Regions from separate parts of the Mus musculus genome. Here region 1 is linked to region 2. Evidence: chromatin contacts called from ENCODE POLR2A ChIA-PET data. All regions are on one chromosome and are shown on one strand. Each heading gives the region's core, a stretch centred on a gene start or an enhancer-like site at or near the end of the contact. The rest is flanking DNA. Distances are from core to core; before and after follow the strand shown. Region 1 overlaps Pacrg (PARK2 co-regulated). Region 2 holds the start of Qk (quaking).

Region 1 (3,309 bases), core at 424-2,923, 120 kb before region 2:
TGTATCCATTCCTCTGTTGAGGGGCATCTGGGTTCTTTCCAGCTTCTGGCTATTATAAATAAGGCTGCTATGAACATAGTGGAGCATGTGTCCTTCTTACCGGTTGGGACATCTGGATGTATGCCCAGGAGAGGTATTGTGGGATCCTCCGGTAGTACTAGCATTACAATATCTTTAAGGACCTTGAGCTGTTTCTTCAACTTGAGGAGTCTGAATATGAGAAAACTAGGAATTTATAAACAGTCATTCCATCAACTAAGACAAGAGGCAGTGGCCCAGAACTCAGGAGTTCTAATCCCAGCCCCTTGTGCTTTCCAAAGCCATGCAGACAGACAGCTTGGACACAGCCCATCTGGAGAGCAGCAGGACCTCGTGTTCTGTGGTGAAACCAGAACATGGCTTCTTAGCAACTCTCCCAGGAGTTCTGTGCTCCTGGAGGCCACTGGCCAACTATCCCCACCCGCTTTGCTTATGCAGATGTTTCTTGGTTGTTAAGATCAGTTAGATGTACCACCCATGGGTCCTCCAAACCCAGCTCCCCCGCTGGCATGCTCAGCCCCGACACTTGCACCTAGCCTATGAGTGTCTCTGTTACAGCTCCCATCTTCCAGATGTCCTAAGGTCCTCTCGCATCCCCATGTACTGACTCAACTGACCCAGCCTGCTGTTACTCCAGTCACTCCACCCATGCCTCACTTTGGGCCTGGGAGGAGACTAGCTTCTAGAACCTTCTACTCTGGCATTGGGTTCTGAGCACTGCTTCTCATCTTTTACTTGTTCCCTTTTCTATGTCCCTCCTCCCCAGCATGTGTCCCTTCCCCTTCTAGAAGGTGGGGGGAATTCTCCCACAGCACTCCTCTGAGGCTGAGGGATGAGGAGGGAAGCTGGAGAGGAAGGAAGGTTTCCATGCTGTGGCCCTCTGGAAGGCCTCATGAGTCCCAAAGGTCAAAACACTCGCGCCCTCGTAAAGAGGATTCTCCTCTCCTCACAGGGCCAGAAAGCCCTTCAGCTCCTCCAGCCCAGGTATCCTGTCGCGTCCATGTTAGACAGGTCTGCTTTCCATCTTTGGGGGCCCTCTATGGTGTCACCCACTGCTCAGGCACTGCGGGCCTCTGCTCACTGCCATCCAGGCTGTCCCCAGAGCCCCTTTCCCATCATCGGGTCCCTTGCAGGCCCCCGCCCCACCTCTCTCTTCCCCCTTCCTTCCGGCACCAAGCACATGGGCGGGGATCGTCCTTGGTCCCTTCTAAGCCTCACAAAGAACAAGGGCCGGTTGGTCTCTAACCCTGCCATTACTCACAGCTCAATGCTCTAAAGCGCCGAGGTTTTCCTGCCCCTTCTTCCCATAGCCCTGGCAATTGTACTCCCTCGGCCACAGTCATTCTATCTCGATTCCTAATTGCCATTGTAGAAATCTGTGCCTAGCTGAAGCTTGGGGAGCTGCCAATCTGTGCCCTCCCTTCAGATGTAAATGTGTTATGCAAATGCAGCCTGGGGCCCAGAGTGGGACCCCGTGGCCATCCCTGGATAGAGACAGGAAAAGAACACCGCGGGCCAGGGATGCAGAAAACTAAGACAATGCCCCACCCTTCTTCAATGCTGGCTGCTGGGAGAAGACTTCCTGTCTCCACGCTTCCCCCGCCCACTCCCAAGGCTCACACAGACTGCTACTTGGGGGTCACTGTTCCTTGGCATGTGTGGCCCTAGGAACCTGGGCATGCTGCTTAACTGTACTTCTCCAAGATCTCAGGACCCTAAAGGGGAGGGTGACATTATGTACAGATCCCTTCTTTAATCACCTGTCTGAACAGGACATTAAAATCGGTTGTAGCTAGTGGCACTGTATCAGCACAGATACCTTGCCATCCCAAGGAAAGAAAACTTTGAAAAGGGGTTGTATGGCCATTTTCAGTAGAGGCCTTTCCTTCTCTGTCTTGGCTGCCCCCATCCGTGGGGTCCTAAGCTATCACCTGTCACCCTCACTTCTGCCTCCTTGCTCTTGGACCCAGAAAGACCCAGAAAACTGTCCCCTCTCTAGGCATTAGCTGACTCAGAGGGTTCCTTGGATCTCTAACAGCAACCTAGTCCACAGAAAGCTCTCAGCCCATCAATTCATAAGCCCTCCAGACCATTAGGCATGTGACTTTGGGCTCTGCTGTGCCAGGGGCTCTTCTAAGCTATGGGCGGGATAAATTTATGAACCTTTTTGCCTGGGACCAGTGCTTCCAGCTTCACGGTTGTTTATTGGTATTATCATTGGATGTGAGGGGAAAAATTACCAATAGAAATGTACTCTGAACTAAACTAAACTCTGGGAAAATGCCCCCAGCCCGTGGTATTGAGCTGTTTGTCCTTACTCAAAATGTAGCATTATTTAAATCCACAGCCCCGCCATATCGTTCCGAATTTGGGAGAAGGCAAAAGGAACTCCTTCAACCCTGGAATATCATTTATGCTGTAAAGTGCTTTAAAAAATCAAAAACCTTTCAAGTGAAATTAACTTAAGAGGGAGTGATTTCTTAGCTCCCGCCTGCCCCTCAGCATCCTGGGAAGAGAACCTATGTAGAAATGTGCACTTGAACTCGCAGTCCAGGGGGAATCTCCTTCATGTAGCTTCAAGGTAGATCTGTAATTATCCAACAGCTCACAGCCCCTGATCAAACGGGATCTCTCTGATCCTCTTAGAGAAGACACCACCTCTCTTTTTTTCATGTCTATCAACAAATCACAAATTAGCACATGTCTATGAAAGCCATTTATGGCTTGGCCTGTCTCTCAGATGTGCCATGGGCATGCCGTTATGCCCTCCCTTGCACTGGTTCCATCCAGACCTGCAGACAGAAGTCTGCAGGGATGTTTCTCAGGGAAAACAGACCTAGTTTGCCTAAAATGTGAATTTGTCTGATAATGTGAAAAGCAAATATGTATTCTTGCCTCAAGGCCTGAGGTTTTAACAACTTCTAAGTTGGAGAGTTTGCCGCTGCACCCCACATGACCACCTCCCTCCACCCCCACCCCCCAGACATGTTACTTGTAGCCAAGACTTTGAGGAAAGGGAGCCAGAAGCTGATGACTGTAACAATGGACCCCATTCCCCAAAGAAGAGCAGCTCGCTGGAGCATGTGCCTCCACCACAGAGTCTAGGCCTGAGGGGGGAATCACATGACAGCCACATTTGCCTTTCCCCTTGAGGACAACCTACGGAGCACACTGCCTGCCGGGGACCAGAACCCCATGCCAGTGAAGGCCTCCTACCCTGAAACACAGCAGTTGCACACGTTCTTCCCCTCTGGTTACAAAAGCCGTTGG
Region 2 (3,097 bases), core at 315-2,814:
TTTGTTCATCATTTGCTCTAAAAAACGTAGTTTAATGGACAACTAGAAAACCAAAACCCAAACCAACCCAAACTGTAGTCTTTAAATAAAATAATCAGAAGCTACTGGCCAGGAAAAGAGTAAAATTGCTTTAAATACCGTTGGTACCACACAAACTTCGAAAATGCTCTTTAGAAATCGCGTAAATCAAAGTTTAAAACAACAACAACAAAAAAAGCAATCCAACTAGCCTGCTTACGTACACATTTAAAATACAGTGAGATGATTCCCAGAAAATTATAGCCAGGGCCAACTCTCAAAATGGTTAATTTGACAATCTTGTCTACATTTTAATGGAGCATGTTATAGAGAACTTGCAACAAAACAGGGATGATGCAGATTTAATGACCGACAGCTTCTATAAATCGCAGGACTTCATTGCTGCAATTCGGAACATTGTTTCCGAAACAAATGTAACCGGCAGAACTTCCTCTACACGCCATAGAAAGCCCCTGTCCTGGCCCTCTGCCTGTCATTTATTTATTTATTTTTGTCAAGTAGGTAAAAATAGGCGTTGGCCACTTCGTTTTTTCCCCGAATATGTACTCCTCACACAGGCTCCCTTGTGCGGGGGCCGCACCGCTGAGGAGCCAGCGCCTCCGCCACCAGGGACTGGAACCTGCGGTGAGGATTAACGGAACCGCGCGTCACGCCGCATGGAACAGAGCCCGCCCGCACGCCCGTGGGTGCGCACGCGTGTGCCGTCTCCGCCCACGGTCCGGGGCCGCCTCGCAGCCCACGGCAACGCGAGGCCCGTCACGCGTGGCGCTGGCTCCAGGGGAAACCTCACTGGAGTCCCTACCGCCGGAGACACTTGCGGTGTGGGCGCCCACGCCAACTCAGTCCGCCGCCACCTCGCACCCCAAGCGATCCGACGGCCGGGTTTCCCGCCCCGCGAGGTGGGCGCCGCGCCAGAACGGTTCGGTCCCGCTCCTCCGTCCGCAGGCCATCTTCGTCCCGCTCCACCCCCACGCAGGCGCGCTCCAGGCCCGCTTCCCCCCCACCCCCCGCCCCCACGGCGCGCTCTCCGCCAGGTGGGGCGGAGCGACCCTCGGAAGGGGCGTGGTCACAGTCCTCGACGCGCGCACGCGCTCTCAGCCTCTCGGCTACGTGTCTGGACACGTGACGCCCACCCGAGAGTCCCCAGTGAAGCAACAGGACGTTTAAAAAAAAAAAATTTTTTTTTTTTTGAGGGGGTAGCGAGGAAGGTGGACGAAGAGGTTTAAGAAAAAAAAAAAAAACCCAAACTATAGTAACGCGCGCGGACGCGAGGCCCGGGCGGCGGCGAGCGCAGCGCGTCGCGGAGAGTCCCGCCGGGATTCCTCTCAGCCGCCGCACCCGACCGCGCCCGCCGCCTCAGCAACAGCGCGCCGACGAGCCAGCGCCGCCGCCCGCGTCCCCCTCAGCCGCGACCCCGGCCCCGCGCGGGCGGCCACCGGCGCGCGTCCTCCCCGCCGCGGCCCGGCCCTGCGCCGGCCGTCCCGCCCGAGCGGCCAGGGGCGGCGGCGCCGCCTGAACTGAGGCGAACTCCGCCGCCAAGTGAGTGAGGAGGAGGAGAGCCGCGGAGGAAGAGGAGGAGCGCAGTCGGAGCGCGGCGGCGGCGGCGGCGGCGGTAACGCGGAGCGCCGCGGCGGACAGCACCGCAGACTCGCGAGCTCCGGCGCAGGCGGCGCGACCGGCCGACGAGCGGCCCCCCGGCTCCTCGCGGCGCAGCGGCCCCGCGCCGCGCTCGGCCCGAGACCCGCCTCTGCCGCCGGCCTCGCGAGGGGAGCCGCGCCGGGCGGCCGAGGAGCGGCGGCCGCGGCGCGTCGGGCCGGGCGAAAGTGCCTGCGGGGGGCGGGCGGGCGCGCGGAGCCGGCCGCCCCGGGGCTCGGCGCGGGAGCCGGAGCGGGAGCCGGCGCGGAGCGGGACGCCGCGTCCCGAGCGGCCGGCGGCCGGAGCTCGCCCCCGCCCCTCCCTCCTCTCCTCCGGCGGCGGCGGCGGCGGGCGGAGTGAGCTGCGGAGCCTGGAATATGGTCGGGGAAATGGAAACGAAGGAGAAGCCGAAGCCCACCCCAGATTATTTGATGCAGCTGATGAACGACAAGAAGCTCATGAGCAGCCTGCCCAACTTCTGCGGGATCTTCAACCACCTCGAGCGGCTGCTGGACGAAGGTGAGGCGCCCGGCCCCGGCGCGGCGGCCCGGGATGGCGGGGCGGCGGGAAGGTCAGGCGGGCGGGCGGGCGGGCGCACAAAGGCGGCGCGGGCGGCTCGCGGCCCGGCCGGGGCCGGGCCAGGCCCGAGGGCGGACCCGGGAGCGCGCGGGGCTGCGGGGCTGCGGCCGGCTCCCGACGGCGCGGCGGCTAGGCTCCCCGCCATCCCGGCCATCTCGGCCGGCCCGGCGGGGCCACGCGATTCCCCGAGCTCCGCCTCGCCTGGCCCGCGGAGCCCCGGCTTAGCGGGCTCTTTTCGGTAGAGTTGCGTGGCCCGCAGTACCCGATCGGACCCCGAGATGTCCAGGAATCACGTAGGGTACCGAAGAAAAGTAGTGCTTATGTGGCCGAAGGCGAGGACGAAATGACAGAGTAGAACACTTTTTGTCCTTTTGTTTGGGGAAGCGAGAACTGTTTGGGAGTTTAACTTCACTTTTTTTTTTTTCTTTAGTCTGTGGTGGTGGTGGTGGGGGAGGAGTACGAAATACCGCGAGGACAGACCTGAACGGAATCCGAGTTTGGAAGAACTGGGGCGGAGGGTTCGCTCCCGGCGTAGCCGCCTGCGTTTGCAGGGCGGGGAGCTGGAAGTTTGAAAGGACGGGGATAAAATAGAGCAGAAGTTTGCACAAGCCGAGTTAGGAGCGCTGTGGGGAGCGAAGACTGACTGGAGATTAATGCTGGTCAGCTCTGGAATTCCTTTAGGAACTACTCATAGCAGCGACCTGGAGTGTTAGTTCCCAGTAGCTGTAGGTTTCTGTGGACGCCCGGGGCGGGGTTGGGGGGTGGGATAGGACCAACAAGTCTGTTTTAAATCGAGTAGCGAGTAGTTTCTGTCTTCTCTTTTAAAGTCTCTGAGTGGACTGTT

The links. ChIA-PET counts read pairs that join two places held with the same protein, here RNA polymerase II (POLR2A).
Region 1: POLR2A ChIA-PET joins it to region 2 with 12 read pairs in embryonic stem cell. The contact joins the enhancer-like site here to the promoter of Qk in region 2. POLR2A ChIA-PET finds 5 or more read pairs at or near these places in 5 of 5 experiments (Patski and embryonic stem cell).

The regions. Positions count from the first base shown.
Region 1 is chr17:10,439,840-10,443,148 of GRCm38, reverse strand. The region is part of intron 4 of Pacrg (PARK2 co-regulated); the gene reads left to right. Among named protein-coding and RNA genes, the nearest start is that of A230009B12Rik, 15 kb to the left of the region's middle. Within about 2 kb of position 1,673, at least 1 of the 3 ENCODE cell types and tissues checked has a DNase peak (open chromatin) inside an H3K27ac peak, as active enhancers do.
Region 2 is chr17:10,317,828-10,320,924 of GRCm38, reverse strand. Qk (quaking) reads left to right here and starts at 1,564. Exons shown (of 8, transcript NM_001159517.1): 1 at 1,564-2,193. The coding sequence starts at 2,052. Gm46608 reads left to right here. Exons shown (of 1, transcript XM_017317774.2): 1 at 1-1,274. The coding sequence starts at 580. The coding sequence ends at 1,206. It overlaps Cahm (colon adenocarcinoma hypermethylated RNA), which reads right to left and starts at 1,006. Exons shown (of 1, transcript NR_037588.1): 1 at 1-1,006.